Linked DNA regions of Homo sapiens: regions 1 and 2 are each linked to region 3. A link is a loop called in an ENCODE intact Hi-C map of the cell type or tissue named here. Cell type or tissue: PC-9. All regions are shown on one strand. Each heading gives the region's core, and the rest is flanking DNA. Links, peaks and the distances in the headings are about the cores only.

Region 1 (8,017 bases), core at 1,712-5,711, 360 kb after region 3:
TCTCTTCCCTTTCAAAATGAAATTCTTAAGTAATTATTTCTTGCCAATAGAAATTTTATTAACTAATTCATGACACTATTTTTGCATGATTCAGTGCATTTTTTGGGAGAAAATTTGAAAGATTTTAAAGTCATGATAGAAGCAAGGTGGGAATTAAATAACATTAGGATTCAGAGTCAAGACTACATTCTCTATGTACTAGCCACATGCTGAATTTGTACTACTAGAAATAACTGGAACAATGTGCTGAGTTTGAATGTGATGTTAGTATAGTGTTTTTAGTCTCTGCAAAGAAAGAAAATGATATGTATTACTCCATAGGGACTTTTCCAATCAAAAAGAAGTTTTAGGACTTGAGAAAGACAATTGTCTGACTCTGCCTTGTCTAGAGATATTTGCCATGGGAATTCAATATTTGAAGTCTGTCATATCTTTATTGCCCATGATGATTGTATTTAATAACTTCGAAGAAAATAAATGTATCCCACATACCCCCAGTTTTTTTCCAGGTGCTCAGAATTTTTAAGTTTAATTGTTCAACATTTATTCTCTTCCGTTGCTAGGAAAGGGTATGCCTACATCTACATAGGTAATATCCTTAATCCCCTTCTATTTATACTATGTTTCATTCCCCACTGCTTTTGGGGACTGCTACTCAAACATTTTACATTTTACTTTTTACATTCCATTTATTCTGTTACCCTTGATTAAGCATGAATATTTCATGGCCTTAGAAAGCTGGTAAGAAATGGTCCAGCCTCCAGACTTAAAGAGTTCATTTCGCTTATGGTTTGGCCTAGGTGATACAATTTGGGACCTTGTTTCTAAGGGCAGTGTTTATATCTGTTGGACCGAAAGGCACCAGGGTACCTACTTTTAGCAGAATACCCCCATCCTTCTGAGGGGCTGTCAGAAGAGACATGCCTACAGAGGAGGTCTGGTGTTCATACCTGTAGTGCCCTTCCCTGTAAAGCTCAGCTGGCTCCCCAGGGTAGAGCTTGTGGTGGCCAATAGAGTCCAGCAGCTGTGCCATTGCAGCTGGACTGAGTGTGCACACAGTATAGGCCATGGACGGAATTTCTTGTGTTTACACATTAGAGTGCATGTGAAGGGCTTATCCAGGCTCTGCCTCTGCTGAGGTAATTTTTTAGAATTAATGAATAACAACATTGCAATCTATACCCTTTGAAAGAGAATAATTTTTTAATATACCAAAAGTATAGCCAATTTTATAATTTTTTTAGTAGAAGAACAAAAATATCTCCTTTTTACTTAATTTCCCAAGTTTTCCTTAATCAGCATGTATTACTATTTTGTGTACTTTATGAAAAATTCTTACAAATATGTGTATTTATCATTTAAAAAAATTGCTCAAGATAATTATTTCCCTTTTTTCAATCTTACTGCACAATTGAATAGCCACTGACATTCAAGATTTTAAAAAGTTGACTAATTTTGATACCTAGTCAAACCAAATTTTTAATTGTATATCTTCTATGTCCAGCTACATACTTAATTTTATGTGTTTCCCATATTATTACAGGACTTGTCATTTAAATTTCATTTCATGAGTATTTAGCCTCTTTTGTTGTCATTGGTTTTATTAGAGCTAACCATGTTAAAAGCCTAGTGTGTGTACGCAACATTTCTCTACACTTATATAGTCACATATAAACATGTGAAAGGTTCAGGTATCTATTAATGTTTTATAAAAATGGAATCATGTTAACAGCTTGCTATTTGAGCCAAATCAATAGGCAGACCTCTAACTCACTCTTTTAATACATGCATAATACTAAGTTGCTCTTTTAAAGTCTCGTTTTAGTTTTAAATTTTGTTTCTATGATTTCAGCTTAACAAAATAAATGAAATGACAAAAGATACTTACATGAGGCTAAAAAACACTTATGTGAGGCTTGGACTTTGAAACATTTGATCAATTGACTGTGAGAGGTCACGGAACCAATTTCTTGCTGGGCATGGGTATGTTTATTCTGCTCAGCAAAAAGCCCCAATAGATTCAAAACGTCCTTAAATGTAGGACTTTGCCTTCTCCCTTGCAGTTTCACTATCCATCCACCTCTAGTGAGGAGTCTGGGTGGGAGCCATAACAGATCATCATTATTTATGCCTCTCAAATGATCTATCACACATGCATTTTGATATGTCTACCATTCAGGTACAGATAGCTAAGTTGACCTGAGACCAAACTGAAGTAATGTCTCTTTGTTAAAGACTTGTCAAAAGCCTTTCCAAACCAGCTGAAGTAGCTGAATTTTCAGTAAGGATATCTGTGTTTTAATCTCCACTGTCACTGCCTGATGGTGTGACCTTGGCAAGTCACTTTACTTCCCTTGCTTTTCAGTTCCATCAGCAGAGTAAAGGGGTTGGCGTAGATGAGTTCTCCAGTCTCTTCTTCTCAATTCAGTTGTCCTTTGATTTTTGTGTTTTCCCTTATGTCTGTGCTCAGCCAAAGGTCCGGTGACAGGAAAATGAAATCTTACCAATTAAGGAAGCTCTAGATTTTGCTTCTCATTTAATTAAGTCTCAGAACAATGAGAGGTTATATTTGAACTAGGTTAAGTACACATAAATAAAAATAGTTTGTTAACCTGATTTCCAGTTGAGGATTGCTAAAGTTTGTGCCACAGTTGAAGGTAAGTTTAGAGTGGGAACCCAAGGGGTGGGTGTGCAGGTAGAATTTGAACCATATAATCCTTAGGAATTGAATAATCCCAGGAGTTGAGGTGAGAATATCCTTTATTCCCCAAACATTTCTTTTCTCCGTCAGGTCCTGAAACTTGAACCCTCTTCGGAGTGTATGGCTCTGCTCTTTTGTGATGCCCTGGCATACACTATGCTGGGGACATCACACCAGTCATGGAACCTGCCCAGGAGTCAGGAGGCAGCCTGTAGGGGCAAGGTAAGTGCGCTGGTTTGTTTTGTAGCTATGTTGTGTGGCTTTGTGAAATGTTAAATATATGCATTTATGCCCTTTGGGATATAAAGTGATATTTAAGCATTATATCCCAAGAAGCATAATAGTTTTAATTGTGCAAAACCGCACAATATAGTTAAAAAATACAACCAAAAGCACAACCCTTATGCATATCTTTAAAGGCTGACTGCATAATCCTGAAAGGTTCCATGGCTGGTGTCGCATCTCTTGCATAGTGTTTGTGAGAGCTGTTGATCCCATAAGGGCAGCCCACCACAGCACCTCAGAAGTGGGGAGCAGTGAGTTTTCCTGTGACTTTTGTGCTGAGTGGCTCCTTTGAGTGTATTTGGCATGGAAACTAGACTTGACAATTCTTTTTGCAGGACGCCTTTAACCTTAGCTTTAATGGCTGCAGAATGTTTGTGTTTGATAAACAAGTGAGTGAATGGTGGCTCTTGGGCTGACCTGCCTCTTAGTACTTAGGATGTGAGAGTATTCACCCTTCACCCTTCTGCTTAGGGGGTGCAGGACAATGTGTGTGGGTGTGTTCATGAACATCTGGCCACAGAATGGTATGACTGATTTATTCACATGTGAATAATAGCTGACACGGCTTTCTGAATTGTGGAAAAAACAGATTCATCGAACAGGCCACATCGGACAGTGTTCACCCGAGCCATCGAGGCATGCGATCTCCACTGGCAGGATAGCCACTTGCAGCACATTATCAGCAGTGACCTATACACCAACTACTGTTACCATGACGACACTGAAAACTCCCTCTTCGACTCCCGCGGGTGGCCCCTCTGGCATGGTAAGTGACCAAACCGGAAAGACATTTCCATGACTTACTTCTTTGTTTAGTTTCTATAGCATTACTGGAATGGGAGGTGGAGAACTGAAGGATTCAATGGGAGATGGATGAATGCTTGGCAATAGGAGCTGAGATTTTCATTCAAATCCAAGTTCAGGAATGGTTTCTTGTGTCTTTTTAATAGTATTTTGGGAGAAACATCTTACTATTAAATTCTTTTTTTATGGATATATCTGACAGTGGCAACTTTACCCCCTTGACTTTCTGTTTTAGAACATGTTCCTACAGCCTGTGCAAGAGTGGACGCATTACGTTCTCATGGGTACCCCAGAGAAGCACTGAGACTAGCAATAGCTATTGTTAATACATTAAGACGACAGCAGCAGAAACAGTTGGAAATGTTCCGAACCCAAAAAAAAGGTGAATGTGAAGGAGTTTGTTTCCATTGGAATGGGATTCTTAGTGATGACATTACTAGGTTTTGTGTTCTGGGAGAGATGGCTTTTAGAACTAAAACCATAGATGATGGCTTTACTCGCCATTCATTTAAAATAATGGCTGATCTGTGAGAAATTTGGGGCATCTTTTTCTTAGTTGAATGTTGTAAGCAAAGATTTTTTTTTTTAATCTCTCAGGTTAGTTACTTTTTTAAGGGGGATAATTTTCTTTATTGTTTTAATGACTATTTAGTATGTCTAAATTATTTAAAATGCATGTTAGCTAAATGCCTTATTTTGTGGAAGTGCATTTTAATTCTAACAATAAGGACACAGCCTATGCTTGAATCCCGGCAATCCTAACGTCCCAAATGGGTGCCTTAGGCAATCAGTTGACGTCTCTGTGATTTTGAATTCTCTTCTGTGCAATGAGGCTCAGTAGAGGGCCTATCTCTTAGAGTTGTTGAGAAGATTAAACCAAGTTAATTTCTGTAAAGCACTTAAAGCAAAGCTTGGCACAATGTGTAAGCATTCTAAAACTTTTTAGCTGTAATAATTTGTACATCAGGACATGTTACTATATTTACTTAAAGTGACCAGAATAGAACTGGATTTTTCAAATTCTGTAAATGACATTTGATGAGCTGTCAGCTGAAAGAACACATTTAACTTCTCTTTATCTCAGTTTATTAATCTTTTAAATTTTGAATAACTATTACTGAGTAATAGTAATTGCAAAGGGTTGAATTACATGCACAAGACCCTGATCAGATAAAGAAATGTATATGCTTTTTCTGATTAATCCATGTACATCTTGTTCCTTCTATAGGTATAAATTTTATTTTTATGTTTCTTTAGCAGGTTCGTTTTCACTCTGTGATTTTATTTTTCATTAAGAGGGATAGTTTTAGTTGCTGGGTTTTTGTTTTGGTTTTGGTTTTGGTTATATTTTTGTTTTTAATGCTTGGGTGATTATACACATACTAGAGTATAACTAAAAATTATTAAAAGGCTAGAGGTTGGAGCAAGTGTCTATTGTAACTTTTAACAGTGAAAAAAAGTCAAAAGTTACAGTTGAACCAAAGGAAGAGGGAAGCTCAGATGGGATTGGAATGTGAGAGCCCCGATTGTCGTGACTTTGTCCAGTTCATGATGTTCTTCATATCATCACTGGTGTGTGCAAAATACATTGCTAGGTACTTTGGAAAATTTTTCTGAAATCCTTCTTCCTTCAACACATACACAGTCTATGGTGAAAGGAATTTATTTCTGAATAGTATAAAGGATAATATTCAAACAAAGAGTGCAGGACTTGTTATACTGTGCAAAAAGAGAGCCAGTTCGTGATGATCATCTGATTTTTAAAAAAAATCATATTATACATTTTATGAATAAATGTTGACTTTTAAAATTTGTTTAAAATGTTGTAATAAAAAAGGAAAGTGTAAAAATGTTAGTTAGTTTCCTAACTAACTAATGTTCCTAAACATGTTTACATTTAGGTAAGTTACAGAATATGTTAACTTAGACTCCTTTGATTGTCTTTGAGATAATTCTGTAACCTTTAGGTCTAGACCATTCTTAGACCCATTTCTCTTTTATCTTGCAAGCTATGAAAACTTTTATTTCCAACCATTCTTAGGTATTGCTAGGATTACATGTCTATACCTATGTCTTTCCCTACTTTATTTTTGGTAATTGTTTTTCCGTATTTTAAAAATAGGCTTTTCCATAGCTGTTACAAGTCTAAAGTACCATAACAGCTACTTGTTATGGGCCAAGATTAGTAAATGGAATATCTTATACATTTTCAAAATTATTTGGCATGATGTGTTAGCTTATTGATTCTGAAAAAAAACAGATTTATTTGATTTATTTTTGATTTCTCATATTTCCTCAGTTTCTATCACTTGACAATATATTTGTTTATATAAGCACAGCATTTCCTTTAGCCCCATCCATATATACATACACATATATATACATATATATATGTGTGTGTATATGTATATATGCAAACATATTTATTTGGTTGTTTCCAGGAGTAGTGCTCATGTTTCTTTTTTCCTACTAATTATGTTTATGAAAGCCAGCAACAGAAATTGAATATAAGGACCTTTTCAAGGAATCTAGGACTCGACTTAAATTTCAATACATTGTGCCAAACCGTTTTTCCTCTTTTTTTTTTTTTTGACATGGAGTCTCGCCCTGTCCCCCAGGCTGGAGTGCAGTGGCGCAATCTCGGCTTACTGCAGCCTCTGCATCCTGGGTTCAAGCGATTCTCCTGCCTCAACCTCCCGAGTAGCTGGGATTATAGGCACCCACCACCACGGCCAGCTAATTTTTGTATTTTTAGTACAGACGGGGTTTCACCATGTTGGCCAGGCTGGTCTCGAACTCCTGACCTCGGGTGATCCACCCGCTTCAGCATCCCAGAGTGCTGAGATTACAGGCGTGAGCCACCACGCTGGCCTGTCTTTCATTTTTATGTACTGATAGTTGATTGCTTAAAACCAGAAGACTTGTGAAGGAACATTGGATTCATGGAATGGCTCTTCAGATATTTACATGGCAATATTTTTCTTGTATATTTTATATTGTATGTAAATTTTATTATGTTTTCCTTTAAGAAGGAGCTACTAAAATTGGCCGGGCGTGATGGCACTTGCCTGTAAATCCCAGCTACTTGGGGCTGAGGCAAGAGAATCGCTTGAACCCGGGAGGTGGAGGTTGCAGTGAGCCAAGATCGCACCATTGCACTCCAGGCCGGGCAACAAGAGTGAAACTCCATCTCAAAAAAATGAAAAGAAGGAGCTACTATTATTTATTACTTTAGTAAACACTTAGATGTAAAATACTGCATTATTTACAACAATGGAATATATCTTAAACATAGCTTTTTTTCCCAGCATTCTGCGGTTTAACTTGAAAGCATTATATTCTGTGAAGAAAATGAAAAGGATTATTTCGTTCAAATTATATATAATCGTCTATTATCATTCCCCTTTATGGCAAAGGTTCTCTCTTAAATGGCTTACAGATTCACACTAAGGAAGATTTTCATAAGGTGATGGGGGTAATTTAAGGATATTCATGTGGGAATACAAGTCTAACCCAAGCTACAGCTGCCTTCAAGTCCTCAATTTACATGACCCAGTTAACACTGATTTAGAGAGGTCTCTTCTGCATATCGTGGTAGAGTTACCAATTGATAATTCCAGTGGGACTTCTTAGTCCTCTCTAATGCCCCCTCCTAGGGAAGTGGGGGAGTTGTTCCTAATTTCTCAAAAGAAAATTTGGAATTCATTTTTCCCTATACAACATAATTTAATAGTGTAAGTAGTAATGTTGACTCAGTACCCTAGACACATGAATTAAATAGATGTTTGGGAGCTGTCCTGGAAATTCAGTACCATTTATATTGACTTACAGATGAACCTTTAGAACTCAAAATAGTTGACAAGTTGGGGATTATGGTACCTTTTGATTGGTTTCTTAATTAAAAGAGAATTTCGAACAGAATTCAGAACTGGTTTATCAGGATGCTGCTATTAAATGGTAAAGCCTCTGTTTTCCCCACTTCTTTCCCTTCATCTCCCTTCTACTCCCCCATTTCTCAATTCCCTTTCCTTACACAGAGCTACCCCATAAAAACATAACCTCGATAACCAATCTGGAGGGCTGGGTTGGACATCCCCTGGACCCTGTGGGCACTCTCTTCAGTAGCCTTATGGAAGCCTGCCGCATTGATGATGAGAACCTCTCTGGGTTCTCAGATTTTACAGGTAAAACCATTGACATTTGTCTCATGTGCTTTTCTTTTTCTAA
Region 2 (8,017 bases), core at 1,712-5,711, 87 kb after region 3:
TGAAAAGTATAAAAGGGAAACCAAGACAGTTTATAAGATCTTACATAGATCTAATAGGAGCTTTGGGGAAAAGACTCAACTTTGATAGTAATCACGGAAGGTTTCTTGGGGAAAAAAAAGAATAAATATAGAAGTGACTGGATGACTTAAGCAAAAATTGGGAACTGGATGACTTAAGCAAAAAATTGGCCCCTTGTCTTTGTTGCAGGACCCTAACTCTGAGGTTATTTTACATGTAACTGGAAATCCACAGAGAAGAACTGGCAAATGCAATCAAAATTTATCAAGCTATATATAGCTAAAACCTGGGTAGACGTATTGGAGAGAAGCTTACCCTATAGCTATGAAGTCTGATATTTATCTTCTTTATGATTCTATATAATTAGCTGCATTTAAGGAAACAAGAAAACAGTGTCTCCTGAGTCTGCGTATCCATACACTTGAATACACTCCCAAATAAGCCCATTCAAAGCATTTTTAAAACGGTAATTTTGCAGTATCAGATCTTGTTTTTAATTAAGGTTTAACTTCCACCCTCCCTTGCATTGCATTGAAGGATTAGGCCAGGCCACATCACATCTGGCTGGGCCTGTGATGTCTCAGGGATTTATGAATGACAAGCTGTATTAGAACTGTGGTCGCATGCAGTCATCCTGAAATCAGAAGCTGAGTCCTCCCTTCCCAGCGGCGCTGGGTTTGGGGTAAACAGGTAATCAAAGGCAACACTATCTCTGCACTCTCTTTCTTTTTCCAGAATCTTGCTTCATGAAAATTCAGAACCTGAATCTTGTGGCCTTCTCTAATGAGTAAACCATCATCAAAGTCAAGTGATTTATTTCTTAATGTTGGCTATGAAGAGGGCAAGGGAAGAAAGAGGCTGGAATCAGTGTGAGAGAGAATCAGAACAAGACAGGAGGGCACTGCAAGTTCACCAGCAGGAGAGGCTGCCCTTGCACCCCGGCCAAGAGGTCCGTGGAAAAGCAAGGTCATGGGCTTTGTCTATCGGAGTTCTCGCTAATAAGCTGAAAAATATGCAAACTAGCGAGTTCACACAGAAGTTCAGACATTCTTGGGGCATTACTGAGAATTATTTTGAAAACATACAATAAGATTATTGAGGGGCTGATTTGTCAGTGAGCCGCAGCAGAGGCTCTGGGAATGTGGGAGCCTTTCCTGAAGCCGCCGTGGTGGCCGCGGGTTGTGCAGAGACACTTACCTCCCTGTGAACAGGGCTGTCTGTGTATGGTCTGTCAGACTGGCTGGGCAGCTGTCTTCCTTTCTTCAATGACTGCTGCCACCGAGGCCACCTCCGGCAAATCACTTGAGGTCATGCCTTGGTTTCTTAAAGCCCCGGCATCTTGAAGCCCTAGGCTTTTGCCTCTTCCAGGAACAATATGCTGGAAAACAGCAAGGAGAAAAGCTGTTATACCAAAAGACTGATCTGGGAGAAACAGAGACCTAGAGATAGACACTAAATGGGACTGGGATAATAGCATGTGGAAGTGTTTTGAAAAGTTCCAAGTGCGACATAAACAAAGCTAATACTATTTCTATATAACAGCATGGCTTAATGGATCCACAAACTGTAAGCACTGGGCCATGGACAAACTGGTCCTTAAGAATAGAACCAATAGTACCACCTTTCCTCACTGCGCCTAATCCATAATTCAGCCTTGTGGAAATTCCACTAGACTTTGCGGTGTACCATACATATTTGGTAGCATGTGAGTAGAGTCAGAAACTTAGCATCAGTTATGGTCAGATAAGACAGATAAGACAGGAGGGAATAGAAAGTGGCATCTAATCGTTCACATTAATATGCATTACAATTGTCAAAGCACTTTTGCTTTGTAGCCTCACAACTGTGTGAAATAGTTAGGAGCTGTCATCTCTATTTTCCAGGCAAGGAAACCGAGACTCAGCCAGGTGCCCCAGTTCACCCCAGGTCACAGGGCTGGTGAGCAGGTCCCTCACAGCTGTGTAGTCAGTGGCCTCTAGGATACTCTGCAGAAACGTGGCAGGATAGCATTCTAAATCCAGGAATTTAACCAGTTGAACTGCAGGCAAAGCAGTAGAGACATGAAGCTCTTTCCTTTTCTGGGGCTCTCAATATTGCTGAAAAGCTGAGGTATGCCTGGGGAGAGGGTATGTTTGACTCTCCTAAATTATACCTCACCTGCTATACCTTCTCTTTCAGAGCCCCGTGTGCTCGACAAAGGAGAGCTTGCTCCAGAAATTGCAACCTGGTAATATTTGGCACATTCAGCACTTTCCATCTAGATGTTATCTCATTAACCTTCCTGGTGTCCCAGGGAGGCATGTGCTACATGCAATGTTGCTGAGCCTCTATCGCTCTAGGAAAAGGTAGTCCATTCTCCAGTCACCTCAGGATGAAGGCCTTTGGCTCTGCAGCTATTTTGCCAGGTCCCAGGTGCTTTTAAAGGAAATAACTTGGGTGCAGGTGGCAAATGCTTTCTTTTGCTATTTTCTGAATACAGGTATTTAGAAGTCAATTATTGCTATAAAAAGGGGGCATTTACTTCTCTATAATGTTACTGAGTAATGTATAGATGCTTTCTTTATGTCTGGCATTTAACCCTTATAACAATGTGGGAAGTAGGTATTTTTACTCTTATTTTATAGGAAACAGTCACTTAGAGATGAAATACCTTGCTCAAAGACACACTGGTATTAGGTGGCAGCATAGGGTCTGTTATGAGGTCTGGGTGACTTCTAAGCCAAGACTTGAGGTGCCAGCATCCAACTTACAGGGTTGTTCTATGCTGCGACCTCATGAGCTAAGGGAAGGAATGAGGACCCAAATAACACAGCCTCACTGGCACCACCTAAATCCACAGGCTTCCCCACTGCCCACTGCAAGCCTCAAAGCAGGTAGGGGGCGGGGGTTGTAAAGGGAAGGCATGGGCAGCCTGAGACCCCAGACTCAGCTTCCCTAAGGTTGCTCATCCAATGTGGAGAAGGTCTTTTGAGTGCCTCTAATGTGGAGAGGTGTTTCAAGGCTCTTTGTGCTGTCAGGGCAGGGAGCCTGTGCCCTTGTGCTCCAGAGAATCAGGTGGGATTCTCAGAAACAAGGCGAAAGAAAAAGAGAGGACAGGAGCTGGAGAATCCATGCTAAAGAAGAGGAGCAGGGGACTGGAGAGGGCCAGCTCACACTGTTCAGTAAACGCTGTGATAGAAATGTGCCTGGTGTGGCTAAAAGAGGACTTGTTGATTTGTGAAAGAGTGCTATGTTTCAATATGTGGGGGCTGCATTTTAAGAGCTGTCCTACAAATTTTAGAAGGAAAAGAAATGTCCCACGGGCAATCTCAATCAAATGAAGTGGTGTATGCTTAATCAAATCAACAAGAATGGAACTTTTCAGAGGTTTTAAGATGCCTTTATTGTATTTATATTAGCCTCTGGGGTTAATGAGAAAGTCTTGCTAATAATGGTTTTTATATAAAATTGGTTGTAACATAAATTAAAAAGAAAAAATTTGGTTGTAAGAGGAGAGGTAGTTATCACTCAGGTTAATGATGACCCAGTGCCATAATTTCACAGCTGGTAAAATCAACTTGCAGTAGCATTTGAGTTGTTCCTTTAATCCAGGTCTTGGACACAGGAACCAGTGGCCATGAAGCAGAGCTGCTCCACACCGGGCTGCCTGGTGACTTGCATACCTTGTATAGAGCTTTTACATGGTCAGAGAGACTGACCATATCCAATACTCATTTTTACATTCTTCCATGGAAAAGTGGATTCAGATTAGGATCAGCCCTACTAATAAGCACCCCAGACATAATCAGCCACCTTCCCTGAGGCTACATTTCTCATACAGTGTCCTTGTTCTGGGTATGTGACTAATCACAGAGCTCTGATAAAGTAGTGTGTGTTTAGCGTAAATTATAAACTGGATGTTGGGCTGACATTTTGGCCTGATAGAGCTAAAACAGGTATTTCCAGCTTTGTCAGATCAAACTTATCACCTAATGGATACTTTCGGAAGTCTGTAGCTGATTCCTCATCTACTTAAGTTTCAGTAGCTTCTCTTCTCCAGATGAACATAAGATTACAAACTTCAAGTAGCCATTTGGTTAGTACCATTGCCATTAAGTAGGTGAATAATAAACTGCTCAAGGACTCACACTTGCCCTTTCTTGTCCTCTTCCAAAGGGACAGACTCTTACTCTCAGTAGCCCATATCAGTATTTGAGCATTCTTACAGGCAAATTCTCCCTTAAATCCAGCCAGAGTCTCTCCTGCTTTAATTCCATTTCCTCTTTCACTTAGGTCTTCAGAAGTCTTGTAGAATAACAGTTTGACACCCCTCCCATAAAACTCTCCAGGAGCTTGGAAACAGCAACCAAGTTCTTTCATAGGCTTCTCTACCGTAAGGTAAAACTTCTGATTCCTTTTTTTTTTTTTTTTTTTTTGACAGAGTCTCATTCTGTTACCCAAGCTGAGTGTAGTGGCATGATTTTCTGTTTCATCAGCTTTAGATAAGTCATAAGAATACTGCAGCCTTCACCTCCCCAGTTCAAGCAATCCTCCCACTTCAGCCTCCCAAGTAGCTGGTACTAGAGACACATGCCACCACGCCAGGCTAATTTTTTTATTTATTAAAAAAAATTTTTGGTAGAGACGGAGTCTAGCTATGTTGCCCAGGCTACTGTCTAACTCCTGGACTCAAGTGATCCTCCCTGCTCAGCTTCCCAAAGTGCTGGGATTACAAGCATGAACCACTGCACCCAGCAACCTCTGATTCCTTTTAACTTTCTAGTTTCATTCTGTTCCTCCTAGTAGAGGACTCCTGAATCTTCTCTGGGTTTCCCCCATCTTTATTAAAGTGTATAGGATTCAACTAAGGATTAATTATCTCTCAAAATGGAAGTCTCAGGCAGAGTGGCTCCAGCCCAAGCAAACAACCAAGGCTCTCTCTACAGTTTCTAGTAGGTTGGGGATGTCCCCCACTCATGTTGCAAGATGTCTGTCTGCAACAGTTCCAGACATCCCATGCAATACAACAATGCCCAGTGAAAAGAGAGGGTCTCCTCCTATGAGTCTCTCTGTACTATAAGAAAAGCCTTTTCCCAAAGCTCCCTAGGTGGCTTACAGTCAGACCTCCTTGGCTAAGATTGGGCCACAGGCCAAGGGCATGAGCCTGCCAAGACTGCCTGGACTAATAACCCTTCATGTCCCCACCCAGCCTGGCAAGGGGAGTTGTTTCCTGAGCACATGACCTTCAAACAAAATCAAGGCTCCACAAGCAAGGTGGAGAAGGGTGAGAAGGGGCAGTGTGGCTAAGTGGCAATCAGCTGTCTTTGTCACAGGGGAGCAAAAACGGGGCCCAAATGATTCTCCATATAGTTCAAAATAGTAATAATAACACAACAAAACAAGCAATTACTGAGAGCCCACTAAATACCAGTTATTGTGAGATCTAGCAGGTTCACAAAGATAAACAAGATGTGGTCTTTGACCTGCAGAGTTAGCAATCAAGTTTGGGAGAAGATACATCCCATATAATTCCAAAACTGTATAGTAAATGATAAAAGAGGCATGCATAGCATGTTCTGGAAACACAGTGAATGGAGGCTGGCTGGACTGGCTGTAAGTGCTGAGAATGAGTTAGCTTAAGAAAAACAAGACTTGGGAAGAACTATGAGTTATGTGACTTCTGATTTTCTAATCTTTGTGTAGTATTTTATGGTTTTTTTTTTTTTTTTTTTTGAGACACAGTCTCACTCTGTCGCCCAGGCTGGAGTGCAGTGGCGCAATCTCGGCTCACTGCAAGCTCTGCCTCCTGGGTTCACGCCATTCTCCTGCCTCAGCCTCCTGAGTAGCTGGGACTACAGGTGCCCGACACCAGCCTGGCTAATTTTTTGTATTTTTAGTAGAGACGGGGTTTCACCGTGTTAGCCAGGATGGTCTCGATCTCCTGACCTCATGATCCACACGCCTCAGCTTCCCAAAGTGCTGGGATTACAGGCAGTATTTTATGTTTTATTATTATGGCTCATCTAAAGTTGATGAAATAGAAAATCCTTTCAAGCCTTGAGGGTGGTGTGAATTTCAAGGGTCATTTCCTATGAGTTCATTTTTTCATATTTCGTGTCTGGATGAAATCCATTTTATGATGAGTGAATTCCATGTTTAAACAAGGAAGCCACTCATCCAGTAGGAAAATGTGTGAAGGAGAAAATGAATGCAGTCTTGATCATCATGATGTCACTGGTTCTGAAAATGGGCTTGTTTAAGTATTATGAGAAAACTTCAGTAATTTGGACTGAGGAGGAATTGGTCAGAATGAGTGAAAGTCATTTGGAATTATTAAAACACAGTTTTTATTACTTTTATTTAAGTCTAGCTTAAGTTTAAAATTGGATGACAGAGTTGCTAATGAGGAATGTGTATTAAATTGTTAAGAATGATTTCCTTAGCAAATTCACCATCTCCCTAAAAGTGCTCCTCAGATGGTAAGGGACACTAGAAAACAAGTTATTCTTTTCTCCTGTGTCTTTCTTTTTTCAAGTTTTTACGAGATTTACACTTCACTAGGAAAATTTGCTTTAACAAATATAAACTTTAGCCTGGTCTCTGTGGAGTTTATTATAGAATTAGGAAAATGTAAAACGTAATTGCTTTTTAAAATCTTAGTTACAGAACTGGAGTTGTGTGTCCATGCTCTCACATAAGAATACAAACTTTTTTTATAAATCAATAAGAAAAAGATAAACATTGCAATAGACACACAGGCGAAAGTCATGAACAGGCAATTCAAGGCAACAAATCATATAAAATAGATTTCTTAATAATCACATAAATGAAAGTTAAAACAAAGTATCACCTATCAAATTGGCAAAGGTTTTTGTACAACATAAATAAAGTGCTTGTGCCCACGGCTGACGAGAGTATGGAGGAATGAACACCAAAGTTTTATTCTGTATACAGAGATGTATATATAAGGATGTTTGTTCTAGCACAAAAGTTTAAAATAAAATGTCCATTAATAGACAACTGGTTAAATAATGGTGTAGTCACATAAGGGAATACTACACATCCATTAAAAAGAATTAGGTATGTCTCGATTCTTTAAAATTTTAAGATGTATTACATAAACAAACCAAGGGACAGAGCAGAATAAAAGTTATCTGTGAGTTCATATTCAGAGATATTAGTAATTATGTTTTCTGGAAGGACATATGATAAACTATTACGGGAGTTACAGTGATTACTTCAAGAAAAGAACTAGAAGTAAATGGTGGAAGATTTCTACTTTTCATTTTAAACCTTTCTGTATGATTTGATTCTGTGCAAGGACTGCTTTATTTTAAAATGTGAAATGTTTTTATAAAAAAGAAAAATAGGTTACATCTTTGTAGTTAGTTGACATGGAAAATATCTACAATATAAAAAGAGAAAGATCTGGTGCAGAATGACCAGAGTGTTATGACATTCCATTATGTTAACGATTTCATTTATATATAAATATAGATGTAGACAAATATAATGTTTGTATTAAAAAACCTGGAAGGGCTGGGTGCGGTGGCTCACGCCTGTAATCCCAGCACTTTGGGAGGCCAAGGCAGGTGGATCACTTGAGGTCAGGAGTTCGAGACCAGCCTGGCTAACATGGTGAAACCCTGTCTCTACTGAAAATACAAATATTAGCCTGGCATGGTGGCATGTGCCTGTAATTCCAGCTATTCGGGAGGCTGAGGCATGAGAATCGCTTGGACCCAGGAGGCAGAGATTACAGTGGGCCGAGATTGAGCCACTGAACTCCAGCCTGGGTGACAGAGCAAGACTCTGTCTCAAAACAAAACAAAACAAAACAAAACAAAACAAAACAAAACAAAACAAGAAAAGCCTGGAAGGATATATCTAAACTCTCATTGCAGCTGACCCTTAGACAGAGGTGGAAAAGTGTTGAGATTGCAGAAACATTTACTTTCTCTGTACTCATTAATTTTGTATAGTGGGCTGGGCACTGTGGCTCAGGTATAAAATGAAAAG
Region 3 (8,017 bases), core at 2,655-6,654:
TGCACTGTTTGACTACCTCTGACAAATGTTGCAAGACCTCTTCACTGATTCTCCAAAGACTATAGAATGTTCTCTTTCAGGAGCAAGCTGCGACATGTTTAACTAGTTTAGGTAAAACAACAATAACTGTTATTTACCAGGGAACAGGCTTTTGGCAGATAATCTAACGATCTACGATACTGTTCGTTGGGCATATGTTAATGTTTGTAATGTTGTATTACCAGCAGTTGTTTTCTTACTCCTTTTTATTTGAAAACCTGGATGATAGTTTCAAAGCCTATGCTGCTTAGGCCTAGCCTGTACCTTAGTAGCCAGAAAAAGTAGACTCAGTCACTGGATTGTGTGCACTGAATACTTACTTGAGATAACTGATTTTTCTAAAACTTCCCCAAGTCTTGAATCCAAGATGTGGGCAGAATGTATTATTTTAACATCCTTCGTTCCAGAGGCCAATGCGTGTTTTATTTTAATCATGATAGGTGGTTTTCCCAGTTACTGCCTCCGGATACTTGCAGTGCTGCATCCCTAGTTAAAAGCCCAGAAGTCTTGGGCAGGAAGGAAGGGCATATAAAGAGAAAGCCTTTGTAGTTCTTTAGCTGTAATCTAGACCAGGGGTCCCCAACGACGGACTGGTACCTGGTTTGCAGCCTGTTAGGAACGGGGCCGCACAGCAGGAGGTGAGCGATGGGTGAGTGAGCATTTCCGTCTAAGTTCCGCCTCCTGTCAGATCAGCAGCATCATTAGATTCTCATGGTGCGAACCGTAATGTGAACTGCATGTGCGAGGGATCTAGGTTGTGCGCTCCTTATGATAATCTAATGCCTGATGATCTGAGGTGGAACAGCTTCATCCTGAAAGCATCCCCCATCCCCGTCCATGGAAAAATTGTTTTCCACGAAACCAGTCCTGGATGCCATTAAGGTTGGAGACTGCTGATCTAGACCATGCCTTTACAATCTAAGTTTGCTCATCTAGCTTCAAGTTACAGGACAGTCTGCAAGACCAGGAACAGCATAGGGGTTGCCACAGTGGAGCTCCTTACTGCAGTCTGCATTGCCTTAACTAAAGGTGGTGTCAGGATTGATTCAAATACTGTGAACTACTTTCCATAAAGAGAAGTCTGAGCTCGTGAACTGAGATTCACAGTTGTGGTACAGTAATGTTATGTATACTCTGATAAATCACTCTGAGTGTGTTTCCACTTAGATATGTGGAAAGCATACTAGGCAATCTCCAATGCCCTTTCAGCTTTAAAATCTGTAAATTGGACTGGATTTGGTCATTTTTCTTAAATAAATAGCATAGTAAGGTATTTGATAGAAACATTATTGCAAGTTTTCTTAAGGTCTTTTTTTTTTTTTTTTTTTTTAATTTTGAGACGGAGTCTCTGTCACCAGGGCTGGAGTGCAGTGCTGCGATCTTGGCTCACTGCACCCTCCACCTCCCAGGTTCAAGCGATTCTCCTGCCTCAGCCTTCTGAGTACTTGGGACTACAGGCGGGCATCACCACGCCCAGCTAATTTTTGTATTTTTAGTATAGATGGGGTTTCACCATTTGGCCAGGATGGTCTCGATTTCTTGACCTCGTGATCCACCCGCCTCGGCCTCCCAAAGTGCTGGGATTACAGGCGTGAGCCACCACCGCGCCTGGCCTTTTTTTTTTTTTTTTTTTTTAAACACGGTCTTGCTCTGGCCCAGCTGGAATGCAGTGGTGCGATCATAGCCCACTGCCTCTTCGAACTCCTGGGCTCAAGGGATCCTCACTCCTCACCTTCTGAATAGCTGGGACTACAGCCACAAGCCACCATGCCCAGCTTAGCATACTCATTATTTTTTAAACCTATGACCAGTGTTAATTTTCTGCTTAATGTATTCAGTTCTAAGTCAAGCCCAACTAGAGAGAATGAGTTTCAGTGATTTTTTTTTTTTTTTTTTTTGAGACAGGGTCTCACTAAGTCACCCACGCTGGGGTGCAGTGGGTCCATCACTGCTCACTGCAGCCTTGACTGCCTGGGCTCAAGCGATCCTCCCACCTCAGCCTCTAGAGTAGCTGGGACTACAGATGCATGCCACTATGCCCAACTAATTTTTAAAAATTTTTTTCTAGAGGCAGGGTTTCACTCTGTTGCCCAGGCTGGTCCCAAACTCCTTGCCTGAAGTGATCCTCCTGCCTTTGTCTTTCAAAGTGCTGGCACTACAGGTGTGAGCCACTGTTCCAGGACAAGATCTTATTTCTTTGTTTGAAAAGATCCTTAATCAGGTTTTTATTCTCTCAAATGTCTGTCAGAATACGAATTTAGAATAACAAGGAAATAAGGTCTGCTTTATTTACTTTTAAGAAATAAAATATTATTCATGTAAGTTTAGCCAAACTAACTAAACCTGATGCTGTTAATGAAATAGGGCCTGCCTTTGCATAAGATAATTCCTGTGTAGTATATCACACCACCAGCCTCTTCAGCACTAGTGTACTCTATTGCAATTATATTTTATAAGTAGAGCCTTATAAAATTCTTTTGTCTATTGAGAATGGAAGTCCTGTGGCAGTCCCATGCCATTTTTTTTCTTAAAAAGTATTTTTCCCTTGATTGGTGCAAAATTATATCTCATTCTAACCCATGTCAAAGTTGTAAGTAGTGAAACCAGAATAAGATTCAGATAATATTAAGATAATAATATAGTTTAATAATAACAATTGAGTGTGTCTAAAAGACTTTGAGAGTTCTCTTACCTGCATCTTACTTTGATGGAATTGGTTTCTTCCCTAAATTTTATTTTGTGAGGTTTTTTACTTCCATTGAAACATAATGCAAAACATTTCTTAATAGGCACATTTATGTAATATTTATTTATTTTTATTTATTTATTTATTTTGAGGCAGAGTCTCGCTCTCTTGCCCAGGCTAGAGTGCAGTAGTGCGATCTCAGCTCACTGCAGCCTCCACCTCCCAGGTTCAAGTGATTCTCCTGCCTCAGCCTCCCGAGTAGTTGGGACTACAGGCGTGCACCATCATGCCCAGCTAATTTTTGTATTTTTTGTAGGGATGGGTTTTTACCATATTGGACAGGCTGGTCTCAAACTCCTGATGTCGGGTGATTTGCCCGCCTCAGCCTCCCAAAGTGCTGGGATTACAGGCCTGAGCCACTGTGCCCAGGCAGTGATTTTTTTTTTTTTAGCATAATCAGATTTTAGTGATATTTGAAAGTTTATACAGAAGAATAATTTTTTTTAAAGCTACTTATTGTGGCCAGGCACATTGGCTCATGCCTGTAATCCCAGCCCTTTGTGAAGCAGAAGCAGGTGGATCACCTGAGGTCAGGAGTTCGAGACCAGCCTGATGAACTTGGTGAAACCCGTCTCCACTAAAATTAAAAAATTAGCTGGGCGTGGTGGCACATGCCTGTAATCCCAGCTACTTGGCAGGCTGAGGCAGGAGAATTGTTTGAACCCAGGAGGTGGAGGTTGCAGCAAACAGAGATCATGCCATTGCACTCCTGCCTAGGCAACAAGAGCGAAACTCCATCTCAAAAAAAAAAAAAAGCTACTTATTCCAGCTCTTTGGGAGGCCGAGGCTGGTGGATCACCTGAGGTCAGGAGTTCGAGATCAGCCTGACCAACATGGAGAAACCCCGTCTCTACTGAAAATACAAAATTAGCCAGGCATGGTGGCGCATGCCTGTAATCTCAGCTGCCCGGGAGGCTGAGGCAGGAGAATTGCTTGAACCCAGGAGGCAGAGGTTGCCGTGAGCCGAGATCGCGCCACCGCACTCCAGCCTGGCAGCCTGGGCAACAAGAGCAAAACTCCATCTCAAAAAAAAAAAAAAAGTTACTTATTGAGTACTTAGTATGTACCAGGTGCTGGGCTAGGTGCTTCACACTTATTATCACTAATCCTGAAACTAAACAACACCACAGGATTGTATTTTTATACTAATTTTACAGATAGGGAACCAGAGACTTTAAAAATAAAGCAGGAATTTTAAGTATATCTGGCCAAAATCTCTGCTCTTTTTTAATCGAAAAACAAAACCATTGTAGAATCAAAAAACATGCTTTCATTCTATGAAATCAGCGTTTTTTGTCTTTCATTTTTCTTGACAAAAAATGCTGATTTTATAATATGAAAGTATGTTTTTTGATTCTATAATTGTTAACAGATAATAACTAAAATCCCCCCAAACTTCAAAATTGCCTATTGCCCAGGTGGTGGCAGCATGTCTCAGAGAGCCAATGTGCTGGGGAAGGTTTTCTCCAACCTTGCCAGTTGATCGGCTTCTTCATCCCACATACATGACATTATAAACCTCTCAATTCTCTGTTGGGCTCTTTCACTGCTATTAGACCAACCCATCGGTGGTTCATGGTCCCATTAGCCTCATCTTCTGAATGGGTCATACTCTGCCTGTTTCAGCCTATTTTCCCTGCAAAGTGTGACCAAATTGTTTTCTGGAAAACTCATTTAGGCCTATCCTATAAGTTGTTTCAGTTAGTATTTTTCCAACCATTATTAAATGTTGTTTGGCAGAAACACCTCCTAAACTGTTAGTTAATATTATTAAGAAATGCTTGTTTAAATTAGAAGGCATGCGTCTCAAACTTTGGAATACACCAATTAAAGGAGATAATGAAAAGCTTATAAAAGATAGAGGCCGGGTGCGGTGGCTCACGCCTGTAATCCCAGCACTTTGGGAGGCTAAGGTGGGTGGATCAAGAGGTCAGGAGATCGAGACCATCCTGGCTAACATGGTGAAACCCCGTCTCTACTAAAAATACAAAAAAATTAGCCGGGCGTGGACTAAAAACACAAAAAATTAGCCAGGCGTGGTGGTGGGTGCCTGTAGTCCCAGCTACTCAGGAGGCTGAGGCAGGAGAATCACTTGAACCCGGGAGGCGGAGCTTGCAGTGAGCCGAGATCGCGCCACTGCACTTCAGCCTGGGTGACAGGGTGAGACTCCGTCTCAAAAAAAAAAAAAAAAAGGATAGAATTAGTCTTCAAAATAAGAACAATAAAATTCAATAGGGAGCAGTACAAGGTTATATAATTTGGAAGGAATGCATATAAATATATAGCAGATTACTCGTTAAACTTTCATTAGCCAAAAATTGCTTAAAACGTTCTTTTCATATGTTTGCAGGGCTACTGCCTTCCTAGAGGTTTCAAATGAAGTGCTACCTATTACAAAAGGCTTCTCCACCCCCATAACATTTTTTTTCTCCACAGCTTTTACCTCAATCTGATACCTTGTTTACTGGTTCACTGTCTATTTTTTCCACTAGAATGTAAGCTATATGAGGTCGGTTACCCCAATACCTAGAACATTGTTTTAAATAATTGATTTCACGATGTAGCATTGTTGCTTACAAATAAAACTGAGAATGTTTGAAGGAATTATGAAATAATTTAAATCCTGGATATTTGTGAAGCTCATAGTAAAGTGCCAAACTGTTGAAGTATGTTTTGAAAGTGGTGAGATACCCTAGTAGGAAGAGGTCTAAAAGATTAGTAAGATGTTTTGGGAAAGGTTAAAATAATTGTAGTTATCGTGTTAATGAGAGAAGACTAGTTACTTAATGATTTCCAACTTCGTAAAAGTATTTACAGGAAAGTCGTGATTCATCATTTTCATTGATAAAAAGAATTAGTCCTAGGCCGTAGGTGCTACGATTTAAGATAAGAGCAAGCTAGACTAGAGATCTAAATAGAGATCTTTGAAAATGGGATAAGAGTGTATACGCAGACTAGATGCCCTCACTAGATACTTTCCAGCCTGTGATTCCAAACGCAGATTGTGGGAGAAAGATTAGATAGCAGGTGCTTCTGTTGTTGATAATTCCTTGCTACCCATGGCCATTGCCATTTTAAAACCAATTCAGTGTGTTTTTTGAGCGTAGTCAATATAGGTGATTATATATTGCTGTTTTGGGTAGTTTATATTTGTTGACATAATACTGAAAATTGGATGTGTGCTTTTTTAACTCCAAGACTTCATATTTACAATGCTTAATCTCCAGAATGCCACCATACATGTACATGCTGCAAACTAATTCCCTGTAGTTAGCAGCCATCCTTTTGGAGGAGTAAAATGTCCAGTAAATCTGAAGCCTTGGGTTGTAGTCCTGCTAAAATCGTAAGAGACCCTAAACTTTCTGGCTGAAACTAGAGGATCAAATATTAGGCCTGTCCCTATATGATTTTTAGCTATGTCAAGTAACTTTTTATTTCTGTACTGGGTTCTCCTAGCCATTAAATTAGAATTGCTATCCCATTGGGAAGACTAATTCACGTTTAAGAAGCCTTCAGTGTAAAAGCTTTGTATTGCAAAAGCAGCCCCTAGCACGATTGCCTTCACCAAGTAGCATTTTAATTTAGACCTTCTACCTTCACCTAAGCTAACTGCTTAAAGTAACCATGCAAAAATTTTTAACTGCATTTGCAATATGATGTTGTCAAGGGTATTGTCCTCTGTGTCATATTGTGCCCTTTTACTTTTTTATTTTTTAATTTTATTAGAGATGGGGTCTTGCTGTGTTGCCAGGGCTGGTCTCAAACTCCTGGCCTCAAACAATCCTCCTGCCTCAGCCTCCCAAAGTGCTTGGATTACAGGCGTGAGCCACCACACCCAGCCTCAGTGTCCTTTATATAAAGTCCCATGTAAGATATATTAGTAAGTGATTCTTAGAATAGTTTCGGAAGCCACTTTTTGATAGTGAAAATTTTGTCAGGAAGCTCAAGCCAAATTTGAAATGCACGTTTAACGGTCATCCTAACCTGCATACTTGCATTTCTTTTTAAATATGCTTTTCCTAGAACAGATATCCTTTATCATTATTGTATATGTTCACGTAGGAAGACATCGCAATCCTTTGTGAAATAATGTGGGGTACAGGTTGCCTGTAGGTAAAGTGTTTGAATCTCAGAAGTTTACATAGAGACCCCTGATATGTTAACAGGTAGTTACAAGTAAAATTCTCCCATTGATCCAAATTTTTATGTTTATTTTTAAATCTCATAACTATTCAGAACCATTAGTTCTCATTCAGAACTGTGGAACGTAAGAAATCATTTGGAATTGCATCCCAAAGTCTAATTCTAAAAGCTAGTTTGTGTCTTTAAAAAGCTTTCAGAGTATAATGTGTATATTTGGAATCTACTTTAAAAAGTGAACAAAAATTTAATGATACCAGGCTATAAATATAGTTTCCTAAACCATCAGTTACACATCCTGGTCCCTCACTTAAAGACATCCTGGTCCCAAATTTTTAGTTGCATCTGCTGAGTTCAGTTTATGTTTTTAGGCTTCCTGGCTTAAAGTAAGGAAGTAGAGCAATCTGAAATCAGAAACTCCATTCTGTTTCATATATGTCTTCTTGAAGTAGGGTAAGTAATACTGGCAAGTTTGATGAGTTTCTGGAGGCTTTGAATTTGAAGTTTTCCTAAATTTTTAGATTTGCCCTTGACCAACTAATTCTCCACTCTCTGTAATAAGCAGATAATAATAATTCCTGCCTTCAGACAGAAAGTTGGACCAATTTTTTTTTATTTTTTTTTTTATCTCTAGGTTTTAATATTCTGTTGTAGGACTATGCCACAGTTGTAGAGTTGTACTGTTAATGAATATAGGTGTATAGGAATCTGATGTAATCTCTAGTTCTGGGTTCATATTTTATCTCATTATGTGGGTCAAGGAAACTTTATTTTTGTGCCTAGATTCCTATATCCATAAAATAGTATTAATAATACCTGTTTATTGTGATACTAATTAATAAACATGTAACTTCCTTTTGATAATAAAAAGGTTGTATTCTGTAGAATTCATTTGTAAGATGATTGTTGGGAGCTTACACAGATTATCATGTAATTAATACTATAAATAGTAGCTAAGTTCCTCACTTAGCCTGTAAATGCAGATTTGACACACAGCCTAAGTGGAAATAGTGCCTCTGTGTAAAAATGGTAGAAATTTTAATACTGGTAGTAAATAGTGGCCAGACATGGTGGCTCACGCCTGTAGTCTCA

The links. Peaks named below come from ENCODE experiments on the same cell type or tissue, not always from the same donor. Only the 100,000 strongest peaks of a DNase experiment are listed, where the experiment ranks them.
Region 1: it touches region 3 in a loop (3-fold over the local background); 4 of 110 quality-filtered maps call a loop at or near these places.
Region 2: a loop joins it to region 3, with 2.3 times the contacts of the local background. A loop is called at or near these places in 3 of 110 quality-filtered maps.

The regions. Positions count from the first base shown.
Region 1 is chr5:61,522,225-61,530,241 of GRCh38, forward strand. ZSWIM6 (zinc finger SWIM-type containing 6) reads left to right here. Exons shown (of 14, transcript NM_020928.2): 6 at 3,576-3,752; 7 at 4,026-4,172; 8 at 7,828-7,974. Among named protein-coding and RNA genes, the nearest start is that of LINC03122, 110 kb to the right of the region's middle. In PC-9, for the core only: no CTCF peak of the experiment used is centred there; a DNase peak (open chromatin) is centred at 3,767.
Region 2 is chr5:61,251,493-61,259,509 of GRCh38, forward strand. It overlaps LINC02057 (long intergenic non-protein coding RNA 2057), which reads right to left. Exons shown (of 3, transcript NR_146624.1): 2 at 1,217-1,397. Among named protein-coding and RNA genes, the nearest start is that of LINC02057, 9.4 kb to the right of the region's middle. In PC-9, for the core only: no CTCF peak of the experiment used is centred there; a DNase peak (open chromatin) is centred at 3,909; H3K27ac peaks cover 1,051 bases.
Region 3 is chr5:61,163,410-61,171,426 of GRCh38, forward strand. All of the region lies in intron 1 of SMIM15-AS1 (SMIM15 antisense RNA 1), which reads left to right. Among named protein-coding and RNA genes, the nearest start is that of SMIM15, 5.0 kb to the left of the region's middle. In PC-9, for the core only: a CTCF peak has its summit at 4,176 (motif pointing right); no DNase peak of the experiment used is centred there.